Linked DNA regions of Mus musculus: regions 1, 2, 4 and 5 are each linked to region 3. Evidence: chromatin loops called from intact Hi-C (ENCODE). Cell type or tissue: gastrocnemius. All regions are shown on one strand. Links, peaks and the distances in the headings refer to the core of each region. The heading gives the core; the rest is flanking DNA.

Region 1 (5,963 bases), core at 487-5,486, 250 kb after region 3:
CCCAAAATTGTTTGTACGAGAATGTCTGCACGGAGCTTCTGTGAACCTGCCCCCAGTTTGTTCTGATTGATAAATAAAGATGTCAACAGCCAATGGCTGGGCAGGGCAGACAGCGGCTGGATTTTAGGATTCCTGGGTTTGGGGATGGGAGGAAAGAGATGATCTGCCCCACTGGAAAGCACCATACCTAAGAAGAGTGCAGGATTGAGAGTCATGGCCTCCATGTGAAGGAGCCGGGAGAGCGTGGCCGCGGCCCAGAGAGCTGCTCAGCTGGGTCCAGGGCAGCGAAGACGGAACACAGAGTTAGTAAGTAATAACTTGGGATTATTGGTGAGAGGTAGAGATCAACATCATGGAAGACAGGCAGTGGCCCAGCTATTGTGCTGGTTAAAGCATATTAAAATGTAAAGTGTGTGTGTGTGTGTGTGTGTGTGTGTCTTTTACTTATGAATGATAAACCTTGAATTATTTCAACAGGTATGCTTGATGTCACAGTTGGGCTTCATTTGAAAGAAATGAAACATATTGGCCAATTCCTCTGCTCCAGGGAATCCCAGCCTCTCATCAGCTTCTGGGATGATCTTTTAAGAATAAGGAAGAAAGCAATAAATGTTACAGTTTGCACTTAAAATAACTTTGAATATCCATTTTAATAATGATGCAGGTTCATATCCTTTAACTTCAAAATCTGAAAAACTCTTCACGTAACTATCACACAGTTTGTCAGGAATCTGATGAGCTAACTGGGTGGTAAATTCTGATCCAGGCTATGTGAAACTATAGGTAGCCTTTAAGTGTGGCATTCCATGGAAATAGGCAGGTACTTCTTTGCAGAGATGTTGATGCATTTGGTCACAGGTTCCAGCCGCAGCCCTAGTTGGTGATGTTACACCCATGTGCCAGCTGACAGACACTCAAGGCTCAACCGTCTGAGGTCCAGGCATCTGGATAAGGTAGATCTGAGCATCTTCAGAGTGCTTCATCTCCCTTTCTCCTGAGATCCCCCAGCAGGCCTCTGGGATAGTCTACCTTGCTGGCTCCACACGGACATTGGTTCCCATCACGCTGACTCTTTACTCAGGGGCTATTCTATCCATTTCCTCCTCTTTGTGATTAGTTATGGTTTGTTTTCTCTCTTCCATCCTTCTATTCTCTGCCAGGCACAAACACTGGCGCACATCCCATGCTTACTGACACCTGCCTGACACTAACTAGATGCATACCTGCCTCGACTAAAGAGACGGGCATCCTCTCTAATAGCTGACTCAGTACAACCTGCCGTCCCTCAGAGGTGAACTGTGACCTTACTGTACACACACACACACACACACACACTCCACCAGTGTGGGTCATGCAGGAGTCCGCTCTCTCCTACCAGTACAGGGAGCTGACTACAGGGACTCAAGCTCCGGCCACCATGGCTGGCATCAATTGTCTTCCCTCAAAGCCACCTCGCTGGGCCTCCACGTATTTTTAAAACAATGAGTGAGAAGTAACGGTGCATGGGAAGCCAGGACTGTGGCTTGGTCTGAGAAGCCTAGCTTGAGTGTCCCTGACAATGAACTTCCTCCAAATTCAAAACAGATTTAAAAAAAAAGTGATAGTCGTATGCTCTTTTCCTCCAACACAGGCTCTCTCTGCAAAGCTCTGGCTGTCCTGTAACTCACTCTGTAGGTCAGGCTAGCCTCAAACTCAGAGATCCACCTGCCTCTGCTGGGATTAAAGAAATGTACCACCACCCCCAGGCCATCACAAGCCATTTTTAGTAATAAAAACTCCATTCCAGCTCTTGAAGAAGAATCTCTGTGAGTTGGAGTCTGGTCTGGGCAACATAGCAAGTTCTAATCCAGCTTGTCTCAAAGGGAAAACAAAAAAAAAAAGGAAAAAGAAAAGAAAGTTCAAGAGCAACATACATGCCCATCAACAGAATTATAAAACTTTATTATATTAATATATTTGAAGAACTTTAGCAAAATAGGAGTGTTCATAACATTGAATGAAATGGCCCATTGAGTGTTGCTTTAATATATAAATATTATATATAAATATATAAAAATAATACATATTACATATAGTAGAAAATAATTGGAAGAAACTAGCAGGCCTTCTTATTTCAAGAGATGAAATTAGGTGGTTTTTATCTTCTTTTTAATAATGGCCTCAGTTACTGTTATAAGTGTTTGAAAAGATAAGGGCTGGAGATTAAGAATGTATGCTGCTCTCGCAGAAAACCTGAGTTTAGTTTTCTGCCTTCCTAGAGCCCCTGCATGTATGTGCGCATACAAACACATGCCACACACAGACACACAAATTTTAAAAACTGTATTTTAAAATTAGAAAAAATGTTTAAAACTTTGAGTTTGGAAACAGAATAACTTATGTAGGAAGCATGGGGGGAGGTGACTTAAAGGCTGTCTCTAAGTCACATTGTCATCTTGTAACTATGACAACTAGCAAATCTCATAAATGGTGATCTATTACAGGTTTTTAAAGATTTTTGAAATCTGTTCTCTTGAAACTCATTTTCTGAAAGAGCCGTGCTTTCTCAGCAGTTAAACAGACAGTTCTACCTGAACAACGAATGAGGGTTTGGTGGACTTTGCTTAGCCTGAACCATCTGTCCCATAGACTCCCTCTGAGCGGACAGAGAGGTTGGCCAGGTTGGAGACCAGAGTGTACCAAACTGGGCGGGCTAGAGCACCACCTGGTGGCCACAATCAACACATTGCCTAAGCATTTTGCTACCTGAGGGCAAATCCGGGCTTGTCTTCCAGATAGATACACAGAACTTCTTGCCTGTAATGACCTGGAACTTCAGGTGCCATAAAAGCTTTAACTGCAGTAGAGAATAAATCAATGTTCCAAGAACTTCCAGGGAACAGGTATCTGTCTAAAATTCTAGGAAGTTCCTGAACCATCCAAAACCAGTCCTGTAAGAATGAATACACCAGGGAGGCAGAGGCAGGAGGATTTCTGAGTTCGAGGACAGCCTGGTCTACAGAGTGAGTTCCAGGACAGCCAGGGCTATACAGAGAAACCCTGTCTCGAACCCCCAGGGTCCCCCCCCAAAAAAAAGAGCCGGAGTCAAGACACTTTCTTTTGGGGTTGGATGTTGGGACACAATCTCATTCTACTCAGGTTACAACTCACAAAAACCCCTCCTTGTCCCCAACATCCTGTGTGCTGCAATTACAGGTGTGTGAGCCACGGTGCTGGTGTGGTAATTGTCAATTTGACTCAATCTAGAATCACCTAGGAAGTGCATATTAATAACAGAGATCTTGAGTAGCTTGGTCTGAGGGCATGCCTGTGAGGTATTTATTATCGTAATTGGATCAACTGAAGTAGAGGCTCACGCTGAATGAAGGTAGGCAGCCACTTTCTGGGCTGGGACCTGGACTGAATGAGAAGGAAAAAGGCAGCTGGGCCCTAGCACGCATGCATTAATTGGTTGCTCTCTACTCCAGCAATGTTGGACTATATCCTGGAGCTGTGAGCTAAATGAGCCCTTTCCCCTTAAGTTGCTTCTGTTGGGGCATTTTTTTTTTTTTTAAATCACAGCAGCATGAAACAAAACTAAGACACCCTGCATAGATCAACTGTCTCTTCAAGGACTATACATAACTACTTGAGACTTTTGTGAGCCGTAATATTGCAACTATTCAACTCAGTTGTATGACCAGATCTGTCCCCATCCTCACCAGCACCTACGTGGGGAAATGACACCAGTTCTTCCTATTGCCTGTAAAGAGCTGTCCTTGCCACACACCAGATGCCACCTATAAGACATAGGGCACTGTTGGTCAGGAGTCTTTACAAATCCATTCTTTCTTAAAAAGACTTATTATTGATGTATATGTATGTGTTTGTGCATGCATTTGAGGGTGCCCAAGGAGGGCAGAAGGGAGTCGGGTCCCCTGGAGCTTGAGTGGTTGTGAGCCTCCCAGAGTTGATGTGGGGAACTGCACTCCAGCTCTCAAAAGAAGAGCAAGACTCTCAACCACTGAGCCAACCCTCCACCCCAAAACCCGTTTCTTGTGCGAAGCCTCCTCTTGGCACTTACAGGGAAAAAAGTCTGGATGGCACAGTTAAGGACTGGATTTTGTGTTCCAATGTCCCTCCTCCCTTCCCTTGTACTCCAAGTTGTTCCAAGGTAACACTGGGCACAGAGTACTTGGTGTGTCCCTACTGTGTGCTGAGCATTAAGGTAGACTCTAAATATATCCTGTCCCATTATTACAAGGGCACTCTGAAGTGGGCACCAGAGCACCCGTCAATCTACAATCCAGGAAGCTGAGGCTGAGAGACTAACGCACCTTTTATTCCCTGCCCCTACCTGAACCTGCGTCCCCAAATCAGCTGTTAAGAGCTGGTGAAGGGGCTGGAACAGTGTAGGTGAAAAAGTTTACCTTGCTTGATCTTTGGATTCTAAATTCCTCCCACACAAAAGCGATTTGTTTTACTTAACAAGCGAATTAACATTAAGCCAGGGAAATAAAGCAATAGGGAAGGTAAAGATGTGTCAGAGTGGCACCTTCTCCATTTGTTTGACAGTGTGAGCTCCTCCTCCCCAGAAGCCACTGGTAAAGCTAATGACGTAATAGATCAATGGGATGTTAACCTAGGTAGCCTCCTGTGATCCCACTGAATCACCAAAAACTCATCGTTGGAGCCAGGCATGAGGGTGCCTGCCCGGACACTGGAATCTGAGGCAGGGTGTTTATTTCATGCTTGAGGACAGCCTGGGCTACTTAAAGAACCCATGAGATGGCTCAACAAGTAAAGGCCAGGAAGCCTAAACCTGAGTGTGTCCTGTGAGACATGTATAGTAGAAGGTGAGAACTAACACACACACATAGGATGTGGCTTGTGCATGTACATGAGTGTGTGTATGTGTGTATGTGTGTGTGTGCACGCGCACATGTGCGTGCACCACTAGATAGGTTAAAAAAAAAGAAGAAGGAAAAGAAAAAGAAAGAAAAAATCTGTCTCAAACAACAAAAGAACTCACCTTAGTGTTCCGTATGTCCTTCCCCGAAATCCTGGACAAAACATCAGAGTACTGCTGTATTGTTAGAGTCTCTGCACTGAGGCCCACAGCTCTGCCTATATACTCCTCTGGAGAAGCAAAAATGCTAGAAAAGACTGATGTTAGAGATGACTCTCCAATGTCAGCTACCGAGACCCATTCATTGGTACATCCCCCATGGACAGTGCTGGTCTTACAAAGCCAATCAAAGTAGTGTCAGCAAAGCATCAGCAGGTCCTCCGCCCCACGCGAGTGACTTCATCAAATCTAAAGGAGCCGTGTGAAAAGCAGCTGTGGGGGCAAGAGGTTTCTGAGGAAGTATCCCTCCAAAGGCATGGAGCTCACAGAAGGAACTGTGGTTGTTGGCTCTCACAGGGTTGGTACAAAAGGCTGTGGTTGACTAGTAAATGTCAGCTCTCCCTGTAGTAGAGACCAGGCTCAGGCACACCCAGTGCTGCAGCCTGAATATTTGGGAACCCTGGACGGGAGTGGTCATTAACTCTTTACCCAGGGTAACTCTAACCCACAGATTGCAGGCTCTATGTAGTCTGTGCTGGAGCAGGCTGAGGACCTGTCTCCTGGGAGATTTTGGTTCCTGGAGACTAACTCTGATGATGGGATCCTGTCCCTGTCAGCTTACAGCACATTCCACTGGGCTCCTCCCAGGGACCTAGCAACAGTTTATGCCGCTGCCAGGTGTGGGCAGTGTATGAAAGGACTGCTCACCAGCCCAGCTCACATTCTCTCTCTCTCTCTCTCTCTCTCTCTCTCTCTCTCTCTCTCTCTCTCTCTCTCACACACACACACACACACACACATATTCCCAGCCCATCCCTCCATTTCTGCCCCTCCTCTCTGCCCCTCCTCCCTCCCCCTTTCTCTGCCCTCGTGGCTCTGCTCCCGTCTGTCTGCCTCTACTCCTTCTCCAGGTCCT
Region 2 (5,963 bases), core at 277-5,276, 240 kb after region 3:
GGGCAATCATGCACTCTAACAACTGAGCTGCATTCCCAGCTCCCAAATGTCTATTTCTTGCCAAAAGAAGGCCCAGAAAGACTACACTGTCTACCCTGTCCCCCATCAGCCCCTGGATAAGATCCAAGCACACTGGAGTCCAGGCTAGCCAAAAGCATGAGAGCCACTTTTGGAGAGAGACAGCAGAAAAGCTCCGATTTTCCTGTTAAATCCCCCCATTGGCCTCAGAAATGTTAAAAATAAACTTTCACCTGCATCTGATTTCCTTTTGTTATCTCGGCCATTGTTGAACAAAGAGGTAACTGGGGCCTCTCTGGGCAGCTCATAGAGGTCACCTCTGAGCCCAGATGGGAGGGACACAGAGGATCAGCAGGAGTGTCATTAGAAATCAAAAACTCTTTAGAACTTCCAGGTTCCTGAGCTTGAACCCAGGCCCTGCAGCTTGAGCCAGCTCTGCCAGCCCTATCCGGCTCTCAGGTTTCCTCCTATGCCGTTTGCTATAGAATGGGATCCTTGGATTCTTTCCTCTGTTAGGTTTGCAACTTAGACCCCCAATCTACAGAGGGGTGATTTAAATAGGAAGAGAAAGCACAGCGTAGGCACTGAGGAACTAGTCCCTCACACTGGAAGCAGTAGATTGCCATGGACAGGATTTGGGCTAGAGAGTTGAACAGTCAGGCTCACTCAGGATAGTTACTTTCAACCTTGTGACATTATGCAAATTACTTGACCTTTCTGATCCCTTTTTCCTCTTTGTAAAACAGGCACAACGTGAATTGCCCTTAGTTGTATGGAAATTCATTTCTGGTTCAAATAAAGTTCAAAGTAGGTATTTCTAATCTGTGGGATTTTTTTATATTTTAATGTTTACCATTTTCAATTGTGTGCGTGTGCACAAACACCTTAGTGCAAGTGCCTCCCGAGGAGGTCCAAAGCATCCGAAGTTCTGGGCTCTGGAGTCACGGGTAGACTAAGCTGCTCAGTGCAGGTGCTGGGAATTAACTGGGTTCCTTGGGAAGAACAGCACACATTCTTAACTAATAGACCGTCATGTTAGCCCCTTAAAGAGATATGCTTGTTTATTTATTTAATTTATTTATCTCTTGAGTTGGGGCTGTTCTTCGACATGAAGTTTCTGTAGCTGGGGCCACCATTCCCTAAATGTAGTTTTCTGTGAGCATCAGTACATGGTGAGGATGAAGTAGCATTGCAACAGAGCTAAGAGCTGTGCACAAGCCTAGAAGCATCCTGCATCACTTCTGGGGTTTTTTTTTGTTTGTTTGTTTGTTTTGGTTCAGTTTTGGCTTTTTGAGACAGGGTTTCTCTATGTAGCCCTGAGTGTCCTGGAACTCACTCTGTAGACCAGGCTGGCCTCGAACTCAGAGCCCCCGCCTGCCTCTGCCTCCCAAGTGCTGGGATTAAAGATGTGCACTGCCCTCGCCCGGCTCCTGCATCACTTCTGATCGTAACTGGAGCATCTGTAAGTCGGCTACACAGCTGCAGTTCACTGCAGAATGTACTAGGAAATGAGGCCCAGCTGCGTGCCAGGAAGAGCAGGCATCGTCTCCCCAGTCTTTGCCACACACATTAATGAAGAAAAAGAAGAGGCTGACCTAACTGCAGACAACAGATGTGTAGCTGTTGGGTGACTCCTTCCATCCCATCAGGGCCAAGCGCTTGACCCTTGTAATGACACAGACAGGAGCTACAGCTGCGCAGCCCCTGCAGCCCCACAGTCACAGGCCCACACTTCCCTATTGCCAAAGAGCAGGATCTGTCACCCTGCTCTGACTCCTTCCCCTGATCAGGACATTTCCCACATGATACCTACAGTGTCAGGTCACGAAGTCCCTACTCTGCCACCAAATCAACCTGCTCAAGGAGGCAAGCCCTAATGTCAGGAAGCCACCATCTTAGGAGTTGCCAGTGTTAGGGTGCTGTTCACACCCAGGCACCTGGGGCATCATCCCCACCTCCTCCCTTTTGTCCTGCATCCTTCATGGGGCTCTGTGGCTCTTAAGAGACTCTGTGCTCTGAGCTCATGACACCCTTTGTCTACCCTGAAGGCTTGTCCTCCTGACTCCTGTGTAGGCTGTGCTGGATTGAGGCCTTGCAATAAGCTGTTCTTTTTCTACTTCCCCGAGTTCCACACCACAGACAGACGGACAGACGGACATAACATCTAGTTTAGTGTCAGACCCAGAGAAGGTTCCAAGGTTACAAGTCTGTAAACTGATCATGGAGGTGATTGAGAGCATAGAAACAAGAGACCTGAAGGAGTTATGCCCCACATAACTCCTTTGACTCTATCCCCACCCCAAAAAAAGCCCTGAAAAAAAAAATCTACCTGGACCGAGGTTCTGGAAACTTTGTCTCATCTAGACCTGCCCTGCCATCTAGTGGCAAGCACCTGGAAGGTGGGAAGGATTAGACACAGGAGTTAAGGCAATGGGAAGGTCAAGATTGGTAGGCAGGTAGGGGGTCACAGGTCAGGGCACATCAAGACTCAGGGTGGTGTGGTCCATGAAGGAGCCTGGGGAAGATTGGTCCAGTTTCTCCATTGCTTCCTTCTACAAGTACCACATAAAGGGTTTGTCATCCTCACTGAGTAGCTCTGTGGCCTGTGGCCTTGAACTCACTACATAGACTAGGCTAGCCTGGAACTCACAGAGTGCAACTCTGAGTGCTGAGATTAAAGGAACCACCACACCTGGCCATCTTCAAATGTCTTCGATTAGTGTGTGAAGTTCTTTTCCCTTCCTGCTGTATGAGATAGATGTGCCTAAAGTGGGTGTCTCACCCCCTCTGTCAAGCTCAGTTGAACATTCTAAAAGTACTCCTGCTTTCCTACAGCAGTGGGAATTGGCCAGTGACTGCCCCTGCCTTGTCCCAGACAGGAAGAGCCACTCAGCAACCCGCTGACCTGAGAGTTAGTTAAGGGACAGCAGTTCCTTAACCCTGCCTGGACCACCCAGATGAGGAATGAATCACCTATTCCTAGCTTGGTTTTGGTCCCCTCACCACCACCACCACTTTGGGGCAATGCATCTAGGCTCAGTTCCTGTGTGGAGTCCTTTAAAAGGCACCAAGGAAGACAACAAGCCTCAGTGTGATTTCCCAAGAGCTGAAATCTGTCGTCAGAATGCCTGTTTGTCATCTTGAAGGCCTTCTAGAATCAGATCCCAAGCCACGATCTCCTTCCCCGAAGCACTACCACGCCTGTTCTTGCTCAGCCACTCCCTGAAGTGCGTGTAACTTGCCTCAGAGAGGTTGGGGTTCCCTGCCTTTGCAGAAGTAGACCACCCCTCGCCCTTAAAGTTTGAGTTGCTCGTTTTTATCAACCCAACCATCCAAACCTTTATTTCTCTCCTCCTTTTTTTGTGACCTTTGGAGACAGAGTCTCATGTATCTTAGGTCGCCTCAGACTTGCAGTGTAGCCACTAACTACCTTGACCTTCTGATCGTCCCGCCTCTATCTCCTGAGTGTGGGGATTACAGGGTGCATCACTGCCTTAGATAGGGTTCCATTGGGCTACCTATCTGGGGTGAGTAGAAGTGGGTATTGTATCTCCCTAGGAAAAGTTTTGTCATACAACACCTGCTGTCTCAGCACTTGGGAGGTGGAGGCACAGGAAATTCCAGATCAGTCCGGGATATGCGAGATCCTGTCTCACAAGAACAAAACAAACACAAGTCACTCAGCGCCAGGAGAACAGCAAATAAGACAATTAAGTGTGGGATGGGAAGCACTAGCCCACGTGCGATGCGCAGGGACTATGAGCTCTTCTTTCCTCATCTCCCCCTGTCCGTGCCAGGCCTCAGCCCCAGCTCCCTGTCCCCAGCCTTAGGAGATGTTCCAGGTTTCACTAGGAGCCAAATGGTTAGATGGCTTCTTCAGCTTGGCTTGTCATAAATGTGACCAAGACCTGAGAGGGCACCATATCAGCCTGGGCCAATGGACCACTTAAGTAAGAAATGCACAGGAGAGAGATATCCACAAATGCACCCCAACACCAATGCTACAACATGGGTTGCAGAATTTAGATGCAGGGCAGCTGATAATCGAATGACGATATAGTGGATGGGCTAATAAATGGATAAGAGCAAATGCTCAATCTTGAGGCAAAACTCAAGAGGTTCTTAATGTTTTGGTATGGTTCTTGGCTTTTTGAGGCAGGCCTCAGGCTGTAGCCTGGTCTCACCTAGAACCTAGTATGTAGTCCAGATTGGTCTTACACTCTAGGCAGTCTACCTGCTTCAACCTCAGGGTGCTGGGATTGCAGGTATGTGCCCCTATGCTTGGCTGAATTTCATAACTAATGCATATGCTTGTCCACTCAATAAAACATTCTTCAGAAAGTTCTATAGAAAGATTTTTTTAAACTTCATAAAATACAAGTTTGATTTGGCTCAGTTTTAAAGGTTAAAAGGCCAGTGCATAACGTAGGTCTTTTAGGCCAAACTATATGTGGATACATGGTCCTCAAGTTGTTTTTAAAATTTGTGCCCTTAGCTGGCCAGTGGTGGCACCTGCCTCTACTCCCAGCACCAAGGCAGAGGCGAGCAGATCCCTGTGAATTCCAGGCCAGCCAACACTGCACAGGGGAACCCTGTCTTGAAAAGACCAAACCAAACTGAGCAAACCAAACACTTGTGCCCTTTAGTATCTATGCCTACCCCAAGGACTATGTTCTCGCGAGCCATTTGTTTGAATGTATTACTCTGGTGTACGCTTTGTGCATACGAGGGTGATCATTTTAAACAAAATACTAAAGGTGACAAAACTTCTAAATGCTCTACATCCATCCTGTCACTGGTGAGACAAGAGGGGGAGATTGTCCATGGGAGCCACAAAGGCTTTTCTGCCTCAGGTGTGTACGGCCCAGAACTAAGGTGGCAACAAAAATCAGTGGCCACCAAAGCCACACCAAGCCAGGAGCTTCCATGTCCTGTCTCTCAAACCTGAAGAATAAACATTTCAGAAAATAGAAGGGTGAATGTGGAGAGTTTTATTCTAGGATTCTATGTAGGAGTTTATGAGAAGGAGAGAGGGAGAGGGAGAGGGAGAGGGAGAGAGACAGAGAGAGAGAGAGAGAGAGAGAGAGAGAGAGAGAGAGAGAGAGAGAGAGAGAGAGAGAGAGAGAGAGAGAGAGATGCCCATTGAGCTGCTAGTCTAGGGCTTTCTACAGGACAAAAACTAGGCAAGCATTGAGATATGGCTGGTCAGTCCAGCTGACCTTCCTGCAAGGTGTCCAGGTGCCTCTCACTCGTGGTCAAATCTTCACTCACAGTTTCTCGGTGCTCATTTCGGCTGTATCAAAGGCAGGAAAGATAAGGCCAAAGCAGATGAAGAGCCAGAGCTCCCTCCTGACATTCTTGTCCTCTAACTACGACAAAACCAAGGGCAGGTCAGGCTTCTAGTCAAAAGTAATTATCAGGGACTGAGAAATGGCTCAGCAGGCAAAGGCTCTGCCCATCTGAGTTTGATCCCTGGGCCCACAGAAAGGACCAGCTCCACAGAGTTGCCCTCTGACCTCCACATGCTCTGTGGCAAGTATGCCCATGCCCACACTAATATTAATTTAAAAAAAAATAATTAGAGCCGCTGGCTTTCAGGGCCCCTGACCTAAGACTTCGTGGCTAGTTTCTACTTCCTGTTCTCATCACTAGGGCAAAACTCTGCCCAGTATCTTCAACCATCTTCTCAAGTTATGATGGTTTGGAAATTTTTATGATGGCATAAATATATACAACTCAAAACTTGCCATTTCAACTGTACAATTCATTGGCAATTACTACATTCACAGTACTATGTATCTGTGGCCCCTGCTATCCACTTTAATAGAAACTCTGTAACAGTTAGGCAATGACTCATTTCCTCCCTGCCCCATCTTGTGTCTACCTTTTCCACCTCAGGAAAGTTGCCCATCCAGATAGTTCTCCTAACTGGAATCATGCAATAT
Region 3 (5,963 bases), core at 688-5,687:
AATTTTGACACCTGCCACCATGTGTCTACAAGGTGACTCTGCCCAGACTATCAGCTCTTGACAGATCAGAAAACTACAAGAGTAAACCAGTAGCAAAATTTAACTGTTAAATGCCCAAGGAATGTTTATCAGCCACAAAATAAGCCAGTACCTGCCCTCCCAGATTCCACATGGTGGCTGCTGGATGGGGTCACCCCTATCCATAATGAAATTCATCACACATGGTATGCACCCCAAATGCTTCTTCAGAGAGCTGCACTTGATGCTCTAATGTTGACTTTCCTTATCAAGATACAATATGCCCAGCATGGAAGAGCACACAGCTTTAATCCCAATGCAGGGGAGTCAGAGGCAGGAGGATCTCTCAGAGTTTGAGCTGAGTACAGTCTACATCTGTGGTTCTCAACCTTCCTAATGCTGTGACCCTTTAACTCATACCGTGGTGACTCCAACCATGAAATTCTTTTTGCTGCTGCTTCATAACTATAATTTTGCAACTGTTATGAACCATAATGTCAATGTCTGTGTTTTCCGATAATCTTAGGAGACCTCTGTGAAAGAGTTGTTTGACCCCCACAGAGGTCAGGCCCAAAAGGTTGAGAACTGCTGGTATACATAGTGAGTTCCAGGCCAGCTAGAACCACATGGTAAGAGCTGTCTTAGAAGAAAGAGGGAGAGAAGGAGGGAAAGAGAAAGAGAGAGAGAGAGAGAGAGAGAGAGAGAGAGGAGAAAGGGGAAAAGAAGGAAAGAAGGAAGAGAGGAAACGAAAAGGGAAGAGAGGGGAAGAGGGAATATACATTAGCTAAAAATCTGCTCTATGAACTTTTATTTTTGGCTCTCCAGAATTTTAAGAATCTTTTGAACACGGAGTCTAATAAAGAGATTTTTGTTGGTTATTTATTTGTTGATTGTTGGTTGTTAGGTAGGCGTGTGAGTGGGTAGGTTCATTGAGATATAGTACCACCTTGTAGTCCAGGCTAGCCTTGAACTCTAAATCCTCCTGCCTCACTCTATCCACATGCTGAGACTACAGGGATACCCCAGCATCCCCAGAGATTTCTGATTGGCTGCTGCAGTCACTTCTGGGCAAATCTAAATCAGCTCCTTGTTTCTGGGCTGTCCTGTCTCCAACCAATTAGTTAGTTAATTTCGAGTGTTCAGCATCTGCCTCCACAGTGCTCGATTGGGACTGTGTGATAAGGGGGCAGTACACACTCTTCTGCTGGGCTCGTTAGGAGGTGCAGGAGGCTAAGAGTGAAGAACCGAGTTCAGCTTGGATCCTATTCTGGCCTATAGGTCCTGGAGCCCCACCATGTCAACACCAGTCACAACCATGAGCACTCACAGATAGCTGTAATGGGAGTGTGGGATGCAGATAGGACTCTGGGCTGGACTCTGGTTCCAACCTGAGAAATGGGACACCCAGAAACACAGTGTCATGGAGCGTCGTGGTGAGTTCTGTGGTACAGATAGCCAGCCATGCAGCCAAAGTGGGGGGTGGGGCAACAGATTGGATAGGAAAGGATCAAGATTGTCGCTAGCTTCAGAGGCAGTCCTGTGGATAGAATGATTAATAGGCAGAAGTTAGACGTTTAATACACTTTTGTTGTCTGCTAAACGCACTATCCAGTACTATTGTTAATTGTTTTGGGTGAAACAGACAACAAAGAGTTAATACCAGCGACAGCTTTGGGTTTGATAATGTGCTGTTATATAAGATGTTATCATCGCTGGACGCTGGGTGAGTGGGACATGAGAAAAAGTACTATTTTTGCAACTTCTCATGAAATAGTCCTCACTTTATGTCACCACCCATCACCACACCACACCACACCACACCACACCACACCACACCACACCACACCTCACCACACCTCACCCACTCCTCACTGGCTTCTGGCTTCACCTGAGGAGAGCCCCTCACTCTTCTCTTTAGAGCCTGCTCTTGCCTGTGTTTACAAAGGCTGAACTGTGGCCACTCACTGGGCTTGAGATACTGTGATGAGTGCCAGGCTCTGAGGCAACCAAGTGAGGCTCTCAAAGGACGGAGTGGTGGCACTAGCTTACGCCTGGACGCGGTGCTGTGCCCCTATGATTTGGAGTCTCTGGAATCTGGGCCTTCCAGGGGCATATATGTGTGTCTTCCCACCATACCTCATGGCCACAATCACTAACCAGGCTTTTCTTGCCTTCTTTTCTTCCGTTTCCAGGATGCTTCAATTGCACACAGATTCCATATGATGAGAGAGAAACACCCTGAAAAATTCAACAGCAGGTAAGCGAGCTCGCTGGCTGCCGTGGTGGCACCCCGCCTGCCCGGCACTGCAGCCAGTGCGGGCCTCCCACCTGCTACCACGGAAATGTCCTTGGCCTGGGTCGACCGCCAGGGGACTTCGCTTTCCTGCCACGTTGCCGGAAGGAGGGTTTCCATTTCTAAGAAGGAAAAAAAAAAAAAAATGTCAGAAACCTGCCACAGCCTAGCTGCCGGTCCCCTCCCGCAGGAACTGAACAGAGGGAGGGGTCTGGGACGGCATGAGTGGCAGGGAGCCTGCCTTTGGCCTCCTGGAACCCCTCCAGGAACTTAGAGGTTTCCTCTCAAAAGCCAGCGTCTCGCAGGGGATTGGGGGAGCGAAAGGCTCTGCTAGGGTCTTAGACCCGAGAAGGTGCCAGGCACTCTCCTGGACAGCAGAGGGCAGCAGTGAGGTCCCTACAATGCTGTGACCATCGAGGGCATCACAGCGGCTTCCTATTGGCTCCTGCATGCCTGGAGATTGGGTTCAAACTGGAAAGAAAAGAGAAAACCAAATCCATTGCAAGAGAACCCAAATCTGTCTTGCAAAGCGAATGAAATTTACCAGAACCGCGAGGTAACTGGCAAACAATTACCATGGAGTTGTCCATTTTCCTTTTCTTGCTCATTTCTCTCTCTTCTATGACGCTATCGTCTTTGTTGTACTGATTTGAAGATCATGCCTGGATTCCACGCCTAGCCCCAGGCAGGTGGGCAGCAGTGGGATAATGACTTGGGCTTGATCTTTGAACCTCACGGGTTGCTATTGCGTGAGGCCGCAGAATTCTCCTCAAAGCAGAAGTTCGGGTGTTATTTGAGGACATTTCCCTACCAGCTCAGCCCCTGACTCCACAGCCTGGGAGCTATACCAGGAAGAGGCTGAGAACAGTGAGGTAATGTCAAACCCGGATCTAACAGCATCTGAACTGTATTAGGGTGACATTCGGTCTCACTCAGACCCTGGACCCACAGCATACTACAAACATGTCTTGCCAGCCCTTGTTGTCTATAGTCACCAATGGGCAATGACAACCCTTCCTCCACCTCATCACCCCCGGGCATGCATGCAACCACTATTTTTAAACCACTATCATATTTTATTAAAGTATTTACATGGAAGAGTCCTATTTACACTGGGAAAGTAGGCAAGCTTTAAGATGTTTAAAAGTCAAATACAAATTTGTTAATGACAAGAAAAGATGACAGGCATAAAACCCAAGTTCAGTTGTGCCCAAAGCTTTGAGATCATTGGTATTGTGACTATTGAGAGTCTGCACCCTTAGCAGGCATGTGGTGTAGGCTCAGAGATAAGTAGGTGCCAGAAGGAACCTTTCTCAAGAGACCAGATCTCCTGACAATAGGTAGTTTACGTGCTGGTTTCGAAGCTTCTTGTTTCGCCTCTTCAAGTCTTTTTCTGAGGTGACCTTGAGCTCCATTGATGGGCCAGGCAGCATGGAGTGGTGGCCTTTTGAGAATAACCACTTTGGGGGATTTCTCTTTGTGTCCCAACTCTGGGCCAGCTCGTTTCTTCCTTGATGTTCAAGGATGCTGTGTCCATAGGCTCCCCTTCTCCGCTGTCTGAGGACCTGGCCTGGCACGCTGCTGTTGTTACTAAGCTGTTTCAGGACCGCCCGCCCAGCTTGGTCCTCTTGGTGCCTGGACAGTCCTTCCCTTTAGAAGTGGTGCTCATACGGGAACAGGCCCTTCTTGATCATCTACATAGGATGTGTGGAGGTGTGCTGTGGCCTCTTCAGGAAGTGGCCCCGACTTGAACCTTTTGGCAGAAGTCTGCCTGTTTCCCACACAAATAATATTTATTTCTGCCTCGTCCATCCTCTTGTTCTTCCTCTACAAAAAGAACCAAACCTGTGTCCTCTCTTCTCCCAGAAAGGCAGACAGATGCTCATCCCAGTGGAATAGCAGCCTCAGGACTGCTTTTGGAAAAAAAGTGAACAAAACAACAACAACAAAAAATCTCTCATTCTACCCATTCTACAGACTTTTAGTGTCTTCTTTACACCCAATACCCTCACAGGTTCTCAGGTGCATGTGTCTGGGAAACCCATGGGTTCTGCTCATTCACTCATTCACTTCCTCACTCTCTCATTCATACATTCACTCACTTACCCACTTACCTGCTCATCCACTCACTCACTCATTCACTTGCTCATTCATTCATTCACTCATTGGCTTGTTCACTCATTCATTCACTCACTCATTTGTTCATTTGCTCACTCACTCATTCACTCACTCGCTCAAAAACATCTTTTGAAAATATACTGGAGACTACATGCTATTAAGTGTTTGGGACAGATGACCCAGAACTCACTGCCCGCTGCCCTCTGCAACCCCACTGGAAACAGACTGAAAAGCAGGGTGATTACCAGTGTGTATGAAGTGATGTGTCTGCACAGAGGAGACCTAAGAGAACACAAAGCAAGAAAATGGAGCTGGCATGGAGGGCTTTCTAATGGCAAAGATGCCACATCGGGGATAAAAAAAAAAAAAATCAAGAATACGTTTTTTACAACTTGATAAAAAAAAGAAGGGCTGTCCGCAGAGAGAAAACCAGATGTGCCTGAACATAAAGTGCTAAGGCACAGCGTGCGAGGGAAGAAGCCCTTGGCGCAGCTGTTGCACGGACTCTTGCTGTGGGAAGGAAGTCAGCTCTGTTGTTTTTAGAGAATAAGGAAGCAAAAGATGAAGTTTCTCCACGTTCTGAAAATTGAGGCAGAGCAACATATGAGCTAAATAGAGCATCAGAAAATCATGTTATTAAGTCCAATTAGAAAGACAGATCTGTCCAGGAGGAAAAAAAAAAAATCACAGCATGCACCTCAGTGCAGGAATTCACCATGGCCTCTCCACCTTCTGCTTCCCACTTCCCAGGTCCCATTAGCAGGATGACTGCTACAGTGCTGGGGTTCAGGCCCCATGTTGCCCCTGGTAGAGATGACAGGCATATGGACTTGAATTTAAGTCCCTGTGCTTGCTTGAGAAATGCAGTTGTTCAGAGGCAGTGCCTGTTTTACAGCCACCAGCCGTTTCTTCTGGAGAACTTTGGGTCAATGCTACTCCATCCTGTTTGCTTGCCTGTATCCAAAAAACCCAGGAGGATTCAACTTGTCCACTGAGAGAAAGGCAGGCAGGCAGGCAGGCAGGCAGGCAGGCAGGCAGCCATTTTCTCTAGGCTTCCTTATTTAGCATGGGAGATGGTTTTAAATAGGCAGGTGGTTGTTGCCATGGTAACCCCATTACACCAGCAGCTAAACTTAGGAAGGGCCACAAGGGATAGGAAGAAAGCCTGATACCCAGGATTTGAAAATGTAAACGATATTATCAAACAAAGCTTCATTTTACTGGGCAGAACACAAGTTCTTCAAAGAGTGGTTGCTGCTTGGCTGCAAGCCTTTAGCATTAATGCCTAAAACTGGCCCCGCCTCAGGGATAACCTTGAGGCTAAATATAGAATTGGTCTGTTTGTTTCGTTTTCAACAAGAGAGGGCTAGTCAGGGCTGAGCTCTCACTTTGCTAGTTTGCTTGGGACTACTCTAAACATTCTTAACCCAGGAGCCAAAGGCTTCAGTGGTCCTGAGAACATTTTGAAATTGTACCAAAGATAGTGTGTGTGTGTGTGTGTGTGTGTGTGTGTGTGTGTGTGTGTGTGTCTGTG
Region 4 (5,963 bases), core at 502-5,501, 110 kb after region 3:
AGAAGTGGCAAGGATGCTCTGAAGCCAGGGTCTGCTCTGCAACCTTTAAAAGTCTGTCCCCCAGGACCCAATTCTACCACCTCCTAAACATTTTGCTGCCCTCAAAATAGAACCACTAGCTGAGACCCTTGTTAAGACACATGGCACTTGGACCATAACCCTCTCCCGCTCTGTGATATCTCCGTGCCTCAGTTTCTTCACCTATAGAGGTGATCGTTATGGTGCATGCGCAGAGGGTTACAGGCTGAAATAATGCTGTTTATGTGGAACTGAACAGAGGAAGTTTCTAGTAACGGTGGGACCTCACTATCCCCTGGCTGGAAGGAGCAACAGGACACCGATTTGTTTAAAGAGACACAGACGGTGGAATATTTTCTTTTTTTCTTTCAGGCCTCAGGGCACTTCTTCCTAAATCTTAGAAAATAAGACTGAATTCTTGACCTTTCCCTTGAAGAAAACATCTCTGTCCCATTTAGTGTTTGTCTTCACATCCTTGGTTATGTCCCCGCACCCCAGGGCCACACTTGCCATAGTGAAACAGGAGGCACAAGGCGATATAGGGACAACCGGAGCACGTCCATCAGTTTGGATACCAGCTTAAAGGTGGGTTGTGGGCCTTACACTCTAGCTTGCTTTGGCATTTTGTAGGGGCCATGTAGAAAGCAGACCTGTAAAAGGAGGCAAGCAGCCAGGCTTGGGGCCTCCTTTCCTCCCTTCCCCTCGCCCTCATTGCCTCCTCTAACTGACGCTGCAAACTGAACTTGGTGAAGAACAGGCGTCTAGTTTCTCATTGTGACCGAGTTTTGCTACTGCCCAAGGACAAAGGCTAGATTGACACAAGAAGAATGTCCCAGGGGGTGGGCCTCTTTTTGTTTCCTTTTCCAAAACTGTTTCTCTCCTGGAGGGGAAGGAATGATAATTAGAGCACTTGTTCTACAAATCCCCTATGTAAATATGTTCTTAGGAGCGGAGATCCAGCGCATTAGACTAGAAACTTCTCGTATTACCCTTAACTCTCCTATCTGGCAGAGATAACAAGAGAAAGACAGTGGGATGTGAATGGGGATAGAGAAGCAAGAGAGGAGTGGAAGCCATTTTGGCCTCTGGACTCTGTTCGGATGTCCTTGCTGGGTGGGACTCCTGTCGCACCTCAGTTTCTCATTTGTAGAATGGAGATATTAATAGTGATGAATGTCTTCTCACTGCCTCACTGTGGGGACATAGCTAGACTGTGGAGGGCTGTGTGACTACGGGCTGCCCAAGGCAACCCCTGGAGATCATTCATCTCTATGTTATTTATTTATTATTTATTTATTTATAGCCCAGCACAGGATCTGGCTGAATATCTGGTACATCCTAAATGTTTGCTGGATGACTAAGTTATTAGTTACCAATAGCTTTAATGAAGCATAATTCCCCACATATGATACTGTGGCTATCAACTTCTCTCTTTTCTGTGGTGCTGGGTCTATAACCCAGGACTTTGTGCCTTCTAGGCAAGTTCTCAATGATCTTCCCAAACTACCATAACTACCCAGGACTCCTGGGCACATGACTGCCTTCTCAACACCTAGGAGGAGGGGAAGAATAGACAACTAGCTGGAGGTGAGTTTGGGTTACATAGTGAGTTCCAGGCCAAACCGGCTGCGTATCAAGGTCCTGTCTCAAAGAGTAACAAATACATAAATCAAGTATGACACACAATACTTTCCCTCATTCCAGTTAGCCCCTGTTTATTGCTACACACTTTCAAATTTCTCTTCTCAAGGAGGAATGGAGAGCTTCGGTCTGAGGCAAAGGTCACAACAGCCACACTCCAGGCGTGGAGTGTAAGGAATGTGAAGGAACCACTGTGAAGAGGCCTGCACTGGAGCTGATACAGCAAGCCACAGAACTTTTAGAGGACTGGGATCTGAGACAATTAAGCAAAGGGGAGTAGGAAATTCTTGAAGAAATTTCAACCAGGCAGGAGGTTGGCCTGGGATGAGAACAGGGAGGGATGGCGGTGATGGGACCAAGCCGGTGAGAGAGGATCTGGAACTAGTGTGGGCCTTGCTGAATTGAAAGCCTTCAGGACGTCAGAAACAAGCTGGGAACACGGGTACAAGAGGACAAACTCTATAGCCACCAACTAGAATAGGAGCTAAGGGAAGCACTGTGCTCAGGCAGGAAATTAAATATCAAGGAACTGCTCGTTAAAAGTTCAAAGCACCTGCCCACACTTCAACTGGTGCCCTTCCCAGTCTCCGGCAAAACCGATAACTCAGCCCACTGAACCTGGGTGCAGGTCTCATCCCAGCATTCAAACTGGTCAAGGACTGTAATCAACACACCAAGTACCAGCTCTGATCCACAAGCTTAGGGGGGAAAGGCCGCGGACTAGAAATCCACACCACGTGTTTCACTGTGGGGCACTGGGCACCCTTAGGGTAACAACTTGGGACCCGCTTTGCTGAGGCTCAACTCTCCAAACGCTGACACCTTGCTGCCCGGTTAGTAGAGAACAGAACTCGTTCACAAGCACCCTAGCGTCCTTGGGAAAAGAAGAGAACGGCCATTGTCGGTGGCAGGAGCAGGACGAGGAGTTGGAAGGGGCAGAGGATTGTTTTATTTGTTTCCTGGAACACCCTGTTAAGAATCTCAACAACTGCAGTCAATGCCCGATCCTTTGGCAAGCAACACTGCTTCTCCCGGTTCCCAGCTGCACGGGATCTAATTCGCAAACACACCATCTTGCATTCAACACTTAAATGGAAAACAAGCAGCCCGGGAGAGAAGCAAGCGGTCTAACTGCACGCACGTTTCAAAGGGATTTGTGCTTCCAAGGCCCTCTACCGGCCCGGTGCGATCCACGAACCGGGTTTCTGGCTGTAGCCTCTTGCCTGTAGAGCTCAGAGGCAATTATTAGCCCGAGAAGACGCGATCGGGTCGGGCCTTAGGCTTTGGCAACATGGGTACATCACTAAGATCTGGAAAAGCTCAGGTTTTTAAAGGAAGGTAACTACTTTTTTTTCCCACTGGAAACCTGGTTTAAAAAAAAAATTAAGGCTTCTCTTCAAGGTAGCTAAGATTAGAGGGCTCGGTTTCCGTTTTTTGTGTTTCTATGGGCCGAACGCCCAGGCAGGGTCAGCGAGTTTCTGTGTGTGGAATGACGAATTCCTCTCGCCTGAGTTCTAAAATGATAACTTAGCTCGCTGCTGCAGCTGCGAACGCCTGGCGCCAAGCGGCCCCGCGCGGGGGTGGCGGGAGGAGCGGTGCAGGCCGAGGCCAGGGGGAACTTCGCGAGTGGCCCCTTTAAGAGCTTCACTGACTCAGCTAAGCTTCCCCCTCAGGTCGCGTTTTTTATGAATGAAAAACGTCCTTACATTCATTATATAAACAAGCCGGTGCTGATTGGTCAATGGCGCCCAGCGCATAAATTATGTAAAACAGACCTCTGAGGGCGTTGAGGGAGGCCGACCGTTAGCCAATGGGCGCCGCAGATGATGGGGCGGCCCAGCTGGATTTGCCTGAAGACAGGGTAAACAAGAGGTGATGGGCAGCCGCGGGGATGGCCGCCGACCAATGGGGACGTGTGTGCTCTGGGCTGCGGGCCAATGGCGGCGGGCGGAGCCGGCGGGGGCCGGGCCAGTGCTGCAGCGGGTTGCAGGGCGGCGCAGAGTCCGGAGGCCGGCGCGCAGAGCGGTCTTCATCCCCGATCGCTGCGGCCCAGCCCGCCACGGAGGCGCGCAGGCGGGCGCGCGGAGTGGCCGCTCAGGTGCGGACTGGTTCTGGGTCCTCAGTTGGGCGTGCTTGGGGTGACTCCCGGAGCTAGCCGCCCCCTCCCCCCGAGGCCCGGTTCGGTTCGGTTCCTGGGAGGCTTCGGGCGGGGGCGGCTAGCGGTTCCGGAGCGAGCGGAGAACGGGTTTCCGCACGCCGCGGAGGAGGCACCCGGGGTGCTGGAGCGGGTGCAGGGAGCGGGGTGCCCGGCTCAGGCTACAGAAGCGGGGTGCAAGAACGGGGTGCGGGGCGCGAAGTTGTGGGCCCCCGAGGGCCCTGGGAGGCTCGCGAGAAGAAACGCTCCGCGACTCTTAATATGGGGGGTGGGGGGAGGCGAGCAGCAGTTTCAGGGGTTCTGCTTCAGAACCCCGAGAGTTAAATGACACCGACATGTGCAGCCTGAGGGTGCAGGATCTGCCCGAACTTCTGCAGGCCTGGCAAGTTGGAGACTGGGCAGCGGGCCCGCAGCCCCCCACTCCCTCCTCTTAGGGCTGAGGGTATTGGGGCCGCCTGAGCCACGGCCTGGGGGAAGAGAGAACCGGTTCCGAGGCTGCCGAGAGTGTGCTGGAACCTCGTGAATGATTCGGGGTCTCCCCCGCAAAGGGGGTACTGATTAAGTAGGGGGTGATGAGGGGAGGCGGCATGTGTGATCAGGAGCAAATGAGGCTGCTGGTATCGGCCAGCGCTGCACCTCGTTTTCTGAATGTGGGTGACTTTATGAATGAAGCAGGTTTCTTTCTTGGGCTCTGAGCTCTGAGGCTTTTTTTTTTTTCTCCCTTTTTTTTTTTTTTTTTTGTGAATGAAGCATTGAGCTTTCTTCCTAAAACGCTGGGGTGAGGGGCCTGCGTCGGAGGCTAAGCGTGCGTTGGGAGTGGGGGCGGGGGCGCAGCTGAAGGAGTTTTCATGAATGGGAAGGCTGGGAATTGGGTGGAAGTGTGTCTTGTTTTGTGAATGGGGCCGGGCGCGAGGGATCCAGTTACAGCCTCTACCTGCGGTGGCGGCCGCGGCTCCATCTCCCATTCATAAAACCAGGCTCGCTGCGCGCCACGGGGAGGGGCCTCGATCCGGTCGCTGCGCCCAGTTAAAGTTTTCCTGGGGGCACCCTGGATTTGGGGGCTGGGGGGGGGGAGCGACTACGACGACACAAAGGAAGTGGTTTAAACTCCAGGATGAACCGAAGCCTTCCCTGCAGGCTTTTAAAAGATACTTTGAACACGACGTTTCCAGCTCTTGAACTCGAAGGGCTGCTTAGAAGATCCTTGCTGCTGCTTTTGGAATCTCTTAGGGAAGTTTCTTTTTACCGATTTTTTTCAAAGGATATTTTTTTGCGCATCATGAGCTTCTAAAAATATTTTATCCTCTGGTTTTCCTACACGTTGTTCTCTTAACCCACAACAGACATTTAAGAATTTCTGAGGCCACAACTTAGTCAAAATTTTTAAAAATACAGCACAGAATTCTTTCTTCTCCACAGTCTACTAAAGATTCTCAGATTTGGGTCCTGGTTGGTGACATTCAAGAGAGGCCTCATTCTGAACGATGTTTGCACTGTGTGGAAGGAAGGCAAGCTGGCAGAAGTGTTTTTCTAGGAAGTTGCGAACTCTCTTTCCTTTGACTTTGAAAATATCTGATTACTTGGGCCAAGTGCTGGCTGTGAAGGGTTTTCTTGTATCCTGCTCACTTATGAAAATTTGATATGGTGCTCACAGCGTGAAAAACAAGTCAGATGGAAATGGTTACTGTGAAAAGTGTTCCCTAGTTTGTGTACAACTTAAAAGAAAATGCTAGTTAGGCCTGTCTGTTATTCAGACCTGAGGTGAATAAATACTTGTTATGCCCCCATTATTTTGACCTGAGTTTTTATTTGGAAAATTAAGTGTTTAGGAAGGTAACACCTAAACTTGCTAGCTAATTCCTCCCACGCTAGAAAAGTGTCTCCCCTCTTGATTTAGTTCCAAGCCCAGCTCTTACCAGTGGTTGACTGATTTTGTTGAAGATTTGAGGTCATTGTAGAACAGGGAGTTTTCTTTTCATGGATATTTTTGCATTGAAAGATTTCAATGACGGTGTTTTGTTTTTCTGTTTCTTTTCCTTTTTTTTTGGCCTTTTGGTAGAAATGTTTAAATATGTGCAGTGGAACTGAATTTCCTTTATCTCTCATTTTTATAGATGTTTTATTTTAGAAATTGAGTAGATGGCAGCTA
Region 5 (5,963 bases), core at 618-5,617, 170 kb after region 3:
CCCTTCAGAATGGAATCAGAACTACCCAGAAGAGGTCTGCTCAGTGTTAGTGGCCAACACAGAAGACGCCATGCCCTGAGTGAGCTCCCTCTCCCCCTCCCCCTCCCCCTTCCTCTCCCCCTCCCCCTCCCAACTTCCTTGGCCTTTGGACCAGTGAAATTCTCAGAGAGCAGCTTCCCGATAAACCTACACGCACATGCACACACACACAAACCTGACTTGAATTGGCTTATTTCACTAGTGGAGAAATAACTTATCAGAAACTAGAGTCTGAAACCGGCTTAACTGAAGCTGGCTGGGCATCTGTGGAAGGGCTAGGACAACAGAGAGATCAAGGACAATGCCACCTTAGGCAGAACAGGCTCTCAGGACACCAGGGTCTGCTTTGTTCTGGTTTTCTGAGCTGAGAGGTGACCTCATCTGACGTGCACTGCAAACAGTGTTCTTTTGACTTCTAAAATTGAAAGGAACAGGAGAGGGTAAGGAAGGAAGCAAGAAAACCAAACCTAGGCTGCTGCAAAAGCCCAGGCGGCAGGGCTAAGTCAGACCTAATAAACTTTGGGCAGTTGTTGGGGCAAAGAGGGTTTAATTACAGCTGCAAGGTTTGGGGCCAAGGAAAGTTGACATTGCTGTGAATTGAAACAAAGAAACATGAAGAGAAATGATTTGTGATGGGAAAACCAGGCCTTCACCCAAGGCATATTTTACTTATGCAACCGTTAGAAATCAGGTGGGGAACTGCAGAGTTGGCTCCTTGGTGAAGAGCACTTGTTGCTCCTGCAGAGCACCTGAGTTCAATTCCCAGCACTCGCCTGGTGCCTAGCAACTGTCTCCACCTCCAGTTGCAAGGGGCTGGCACCAGGCATGCACATAGTTTACACACACACATACACACACACAGAGAGAGAGAGAGAGAGAGAAGCAAAATAGTCATACACATAAAATAATTAAATTAGAAAAAAATATCAGCTGGGATGCTGGGTCTGGAGTTTAGGGGAACTCCAAGCTGGGGATAGAAATTTGAAGTCTAAGCCAGACGTGGTGGTACACAGCTTTAATCCCAGCACTAGGGAGGCAGAGGCAGGTCTCTGTGAGTTCAAAGCCAGCCTGGTCTACAGAATGAGTTCCAGGACAGCCAGGGCTAGCTACACAGAGAAACTGTCTTGAAAAACCAGAAGAAGAAGAAGAGGGGAAGAGAAGAGGGGGGGGGGGAGGAAGTGTGTGTGTGTGTATGGGAGTGTTAATCGCTGAGACTGGCATGTACTGAGGCTGGAGACCATATGAATGTCTGTGATCCATGCTTTTCCCAGAAACCATGTAGAAGTCCATGATCTATGCTTTCACTGCCTGTAGAAGCCAAGAAAGAAAAAGAGCTGAGGCGGAATAAAATCACAGGGGAAGGAGCATGGGCAGAGATCTGGACCTTTAACTGCTCCATGACTCCAAGACACTGGAGAAACAAGAATCCGAAAAGGAGACTGGAGAAGTGTGGGAGGCGGAGGAAGGTGGAGGAAGGCGGGGTCTGTTCTCCACAGGCTTCTGGTGTGACCCTGGACTGGAGTATCAAGAATAGTCTGGGTTAACTTGCATGGGATGGCAGACCTAACCGCTCAGGACTGCTGGGATTCGAAGTTGGACTTAAGACCAGAGGAAGCCCCATGGATTTCAAAATCTTGGCTTGAAAGGAACTCAGCCTCTTGCAAACCCTGCCCTTCAGGCATAACATATGAATGAGCGGTCAGATTCTCACAAATTCAGAGTAAAAAAACTGCCAAGGAAGAAGGGGCGGGTGCTGTCACTAGCCCCTTCCCACTGCTTTGGGGTTCTGTTTATTCTTGTTTTATTTTCTTAAGGTGCATTCTTATTTTGGGAACTGTCTCAGTTAGGGTTTTACTGCTGTGAACAGACACCATGACCAAGGCAAGTCTTATAAAAACAACATTTACTTAGGGCTGGCTTACAGGCTCAGTCAGAAGTTCCGTCCATTATTATCAAGGTGAGAGCATGGCAGTATCCCGGCAGGCATGGTGCAGGCAAAGCTGAGAGTTCTACATCTCCCTCCAAAGGCTGCTAGTGGAAGACTGACTTCCAGGCAACTAGGGTGAGGATCTTATGCCCACACCCACAGTGACACACCCATTCCAGCCAGGTCACACATATTCCAACAAGGCCACACCTCCAGATGATGCCACTCCCTGGTCCAAGGATATACCAACCATCACAGGAACATTAAATGTTTTTTAATTACCTTCGTATTTTAGAATTATCGTATGTCCTTTGTGGAAATTTTGAAAAATCTAGAACTGAAATTGAAAACTACTTTGAATATTTAAATTAGAGGTTGCATTTAACACCAGTGTGCTTCTTTCTAGGTGTCATTTTTAAAATACACAAATTTGGGCTGGCAAGATGGCTCAGGGGAGGAAAGGTGCTTGCTGCCAAACCTGATGACCTGAGTTAATTCCCAAAACCCACCTGGATTAGAAGCTCTCACTGTCTCCTCCACTGTGCGCTGAGGGATGTGATCACCCCCACATTGGCACATTGGTTAACTGACTGGTTAACTTCTTAAAACATAAAAATTGGCCATTACTACATTGTACATAGTTTCGTAGCTCATTCATTTCTTTTTTTTCTTTTTTTTTTTTTTTTTTCGAGACAGGGTTTCTCTGTGTAGCTCTGGCTGTCCTGGAACTCACTTTGTAGACCAGGCTGGCCTTGAACTCAGAAATCCACCTGCCTCTGCCTCCCGAGTGCTAGGATTAAAGGCGTGCGCCACCACGCCCGGCTAGCTCATTCATTTCTTAAATAAAATATTTTAAAATCCTTCTATATCAAAAATATAGATGGGGCGACGGCTCAGTGGGTAAATCTGTCATACAATCTTGAGACCTGAGTTCAAATTCCCAGAAATCATGAAAAGTTGGGTATGGAATCACGTGCTTCTGTAATCTCAGCAGAGACGAGGAAATTTCTGGAAGCTCATGGCCCAGCAAAGCTGACATAAAAGCCAGGGGACAGGGTGGGCAGGATAAGATAGTCACAGCAAGGTAGAGGTTTGAACCAACACTCAAGGTTATCCTTTGATTTCCACAGATGTGCTTCAACACATGTGCCCTCGTGCACACACCTATAGATACATATATACATACATGTAAAGACTTAAAGTATGGAGCTGGAGCGATGGTTCAGTGGTTAAGAGCACTGGCTGTTCTTCCAGTGGTCCTTAGTTCAATTCCTAGCAACCATAAGCTCACAACCATGTTATCTGATGCCCTCTTCTGGCATGCAGATGTACATGCAGATAGAGCACTCATATACATAGAGTAAATAAATAAATTTTTAAAAATTAGATTTAAAGTATATTGCTATACAATACCATTTTTAATGACTGCATGCTATTCCACAGAACATGTTTAAGGGGTTGCCACACTTCCTGGGGAATAAATGTACCACAAAATGAAGCCAGGTAAGACATCTGCCAAGACAAAGCAATAGGAACCAACATCTGTTAATTTTACCTCCTGAGAATCTCTCAGATCTGTCTCCATAGTCAGTCTGGTTATTCAGCCCCCTGGACTATTAGGGCCATCACTTAGGTCTCATCTCCTCCTCTCTTGCCCCACCCCAACCTCCTTTCCAAAATGTACTAAGTGATTTTTTTTTTTCAAGCTCATGGCATCCCCATGGACAGAGAAGTTGTGGTTGCCCAGCCAAATGATGCTCAGTCTACAGAGTGTGGGTAGAGACCACACTGAGGTCAATCTTAAACATAGAGTTGAGGTAAAAACATATATGGCAACAATATTGTGTAATTCTATTTATGTGAAATCTCAAATAGATGCAACTAAGGCATAATGATAGAAATCAGAAAGACACAATGGTGCTGTAGGATAATGGTCCATATTCTAATTTGGGTAATTGTTACACGCTCACTGAACTAAGCCCCAAAGTCTGTCTTAACTGTCCTGCCCCAGCTTGGACACTCCCTGGCCCTTCAGTGTTATGATACCTCCATCCCTGACCCTCAACTGTCATAACCTCCATGTGACCACACCTCACCCACAGAAGGTACTCCAGGACTCTTTCGAACACTCATTAATCAACCCCATGTTTGCCGCTTTCCATAGTTGCTGCTTTTTAAAGTAGAGGGCCTCACTGTTTAATTATTCACCCATTTGCAAGATTAGCTGATTGTTTTTCCCAACAGAGAATAAACTCCAAGAAAGCAGAACTTATCTGTCTGGCTAACTGTGTTATCTCTAAAAGAGAAATTCCTAACTGAGGGGCTGAAGAGATGACTTCACAGGTAAGAGCACTTGCTGCTCTTCCAGAGGGCTTGGTTGGGTTCAACTCCCAGCACCCACAACTGTCTGCAGCTCCAGTCCCAGGGGTTTGACCCTCTATTCTGCACATACATCACACACTTATACACACACACACACACACACACACAGATGCAGGCAAATTCCCCATATACTCATTAAATAAATAAAACGTTCAAAGATATTTTTCAAAATATCTGACTTGGTGAACCTGGAAAATGTGTATCATTGCTCACAGAGATGTTGAGGAGTTCAGGGGCTTGGCCTCTTCTGGTTTCACCGAGCACCTGAACACATGTCCCATATATACACTTACACACACGAATAACAGTTTTTAAAGTAAATCTTTTTAAAATTAAATATATTTATTTGGTAGCAAGGCTTTATATTTTAAAAATCCTGTTGTATTGAGTGATTGTGACCATATATTTATACTTACCAAAAAACAAACAAACCCAAATAAATAACCAACTCTGACAATTTCATAAATGAATCTTTCAGTGAGATTAATTTGAGAGTTAATTCTTCATTCGTCTGTTGCAAGGGTGAAGCTGGGCTCAGTGTCAGCTCTACTCCTATTAGGAATTTTGAGTGAGTCATGAAAATATCCAAAGGGAGATAGCCTCTACCATGATTAATTTTCTTATGTTCTTGTAGTAGTAGGACTGTGGCCAGATACATGGCTGCAGTATACTTCCCAGCATCCTTTACAATGCAGCTGTGCCTATTAGTAATATATGACTTCTCAACTCAAATTCACCATCTTTTTTTTTTCTTTTTTCTTTCCATCTCTGAAACTGTTCTGAGTCCTCCAAACATTTTCCTTTAGTGACTGGCTCTGTCAGCATAAGATGCCAGAGTGATATTAGAGAAAAGGGATTTACTTCCGGTGTGCATGAGCCTGCAGTAAGTAGCCCAGCTTCTCCAAGGCCTGGCGGCTGCAGAGCCCAGAAGGCAACAGATTTTGAGCAGCGTAGTACTTCTGACTCCTGCAGAGCTCACAGCCTCTCAAGTGCCTGCCTCCTGCCATGCGCAGTGTCCGGAAGCCCCCAAGTCTTTCCTCCCTGGCAGTTACAGAACAAGAGTTCATTGATCAGCTTCCCCCAACGCGGTGGATTGCTAGCAAATTCCACTAGCAAAGCACTTTTAGCCTTCAGTCATGCCCTCTCGGCAGTAAAGGATTAACTCGTTCTGCATTGTCTAAACATGGCACATTCCACAAAGGTTCGGCCCCTACCTGGCTCCTGGAAAATAACCTTTAAGCCCCTGGGATATCCTGTGTGATAAGACAGGCTTTAGTCACGGGAGACCTTGGGCTGCACCAAAGAATCTCTGCTGACAGTATGATTCCTGGGGTGGCGAGAATCAGTCTCTGGAGGAGCTAGAGACCAATAGCTAAGGCCAGTTATGTGGACAACCAGTCATGTCTATGTGATTACCTCCAATCTCTGCCAGAACATTGTGTCTCCCTAGATTTCTGTGGTGGGCAGCCCTTCATTAGCATTTCTACACATCATTGCTGAAAAAGTTAAATGCTGTTTGACCCCACAGGGAGAGGACAAATGGAACCTTGTACTTGGTCCCCAAGACATTGATTGTGCTATCTGCCTGTCCCCTTTGCTAACTTTAGTCTGTATC

The links. A loop is a pair of places that touch in the nucleus more often than their neighbours do. Peaks named below come from ENCODE experiments on the same cell type or tissue, not always from the same donor. Only the 100,000 strongest peaks of a DNase experiment are listed, where the experiment ranks them.
Region 1: a loop joins it to region 3, with 4 times the contacts of the local background. A loop is called at or near these places in 34 of 42 quality-filtered maps.
Region 2: a loop joins it to region 3, with 7 times the contacts of the local background. A loop is called at or near these places in 34 of 42 quality-filtered maps.
Region 4: it touches region 3 in a loop (3-fold over the local background); 23 of 42 quality-filtered maps call a loop at or near these places.
Region 5: it touches region 3 in a loop (2.2-fold over the local background); 19 of 42 quality-filtered maps call a loop at or near these places.

The regions. Positions count from the first base shown.
Region 1 is chr16:22,299,536-22,305,498 of GRCm38, reverse strand. No RefSeq gene overlaps it. Among named protein-coding and RNA genes, the nearest start is that of Tra2b, 37 kb to the right of the region's middle. In gastrocnemius, for the core only: a CTCF peak has its summit at 2,706 (motif pointing left); a DNase peak (open chromatin) is centred at 2,688.
Region 2 is chr16:22,307,285-22,313,247 of GRCm38, reverse strand. No RefSeq gene overlaps it. Among named protein-coding and RNA genes, the nearest start is that of Tra2b, 44 kb to the right of the region's middle. In gastrocnemius, for the core only: a CTCF peak has its summit at 2,404 (motif pointing left); a DNase peak (open chromatin) is centred at 2,412.
Region 3 is chr16:22,544,964-22,550,926 of GRCm38, reverse strand. It overlaps Dgkg (diacylglycerol kinase, gamma), which reads left to right. Exons shown (of 25, transcript NM_138650.2): 20 at 2,211-2,275. Gm15651 (a long non-coding RNA gene) reads right to left here. Exons shown (of 3, transcript XR_384735.4): 1 at 2,347-5,963; 2 at 1,010-2,256. Among named protein-coding and RNA genes, the nearest start is that of Gm15651, 7.9 kb to the right of the region's middle. In gastrocnemius, for the core only: a CTCF peak has its summit at 2,679 (motif pointing right); DNase peaks (open chromatin) are centred at 2,048, 2,391, 2,664 and 5,583; H3K4me3 peaks cover 1,291 bases; H3K27ac peaks cover 1,833 bases.
Region 4 is chr16:22,437,311-22,443,273 of GRCm38, reverse strand. It overlaps Etv5 (ets variant 5), which reads left to right and starts at 3,704. Exons shown (of 13, transcript NM_023794.2): 1 at 3,704-3,757. In gastrocnemius, for the core only: a CTCF peak has its summit at 2,819; DNase peaks (open chromatin) are centred at 2,836, 3,544, 4,191, 4,713 and 1 more place; H3K4me3 peaks cover 3,288 bases; H3K27ac peaks cover 2,442 bases.
Region 5 is chr16:22,372,399-22,378,361 of GRCm38, reverse strand. No RefSeq gene overlaps it. Among named protein-coding and RNA genes, the nearest start is that of Etv5, 64 kb to the left of the region's middle. In gastrocnemius, for the core only: a CTCF peak has its summit at 3,267 (motif pointing left); no DNase peak of the experiment used is centred there.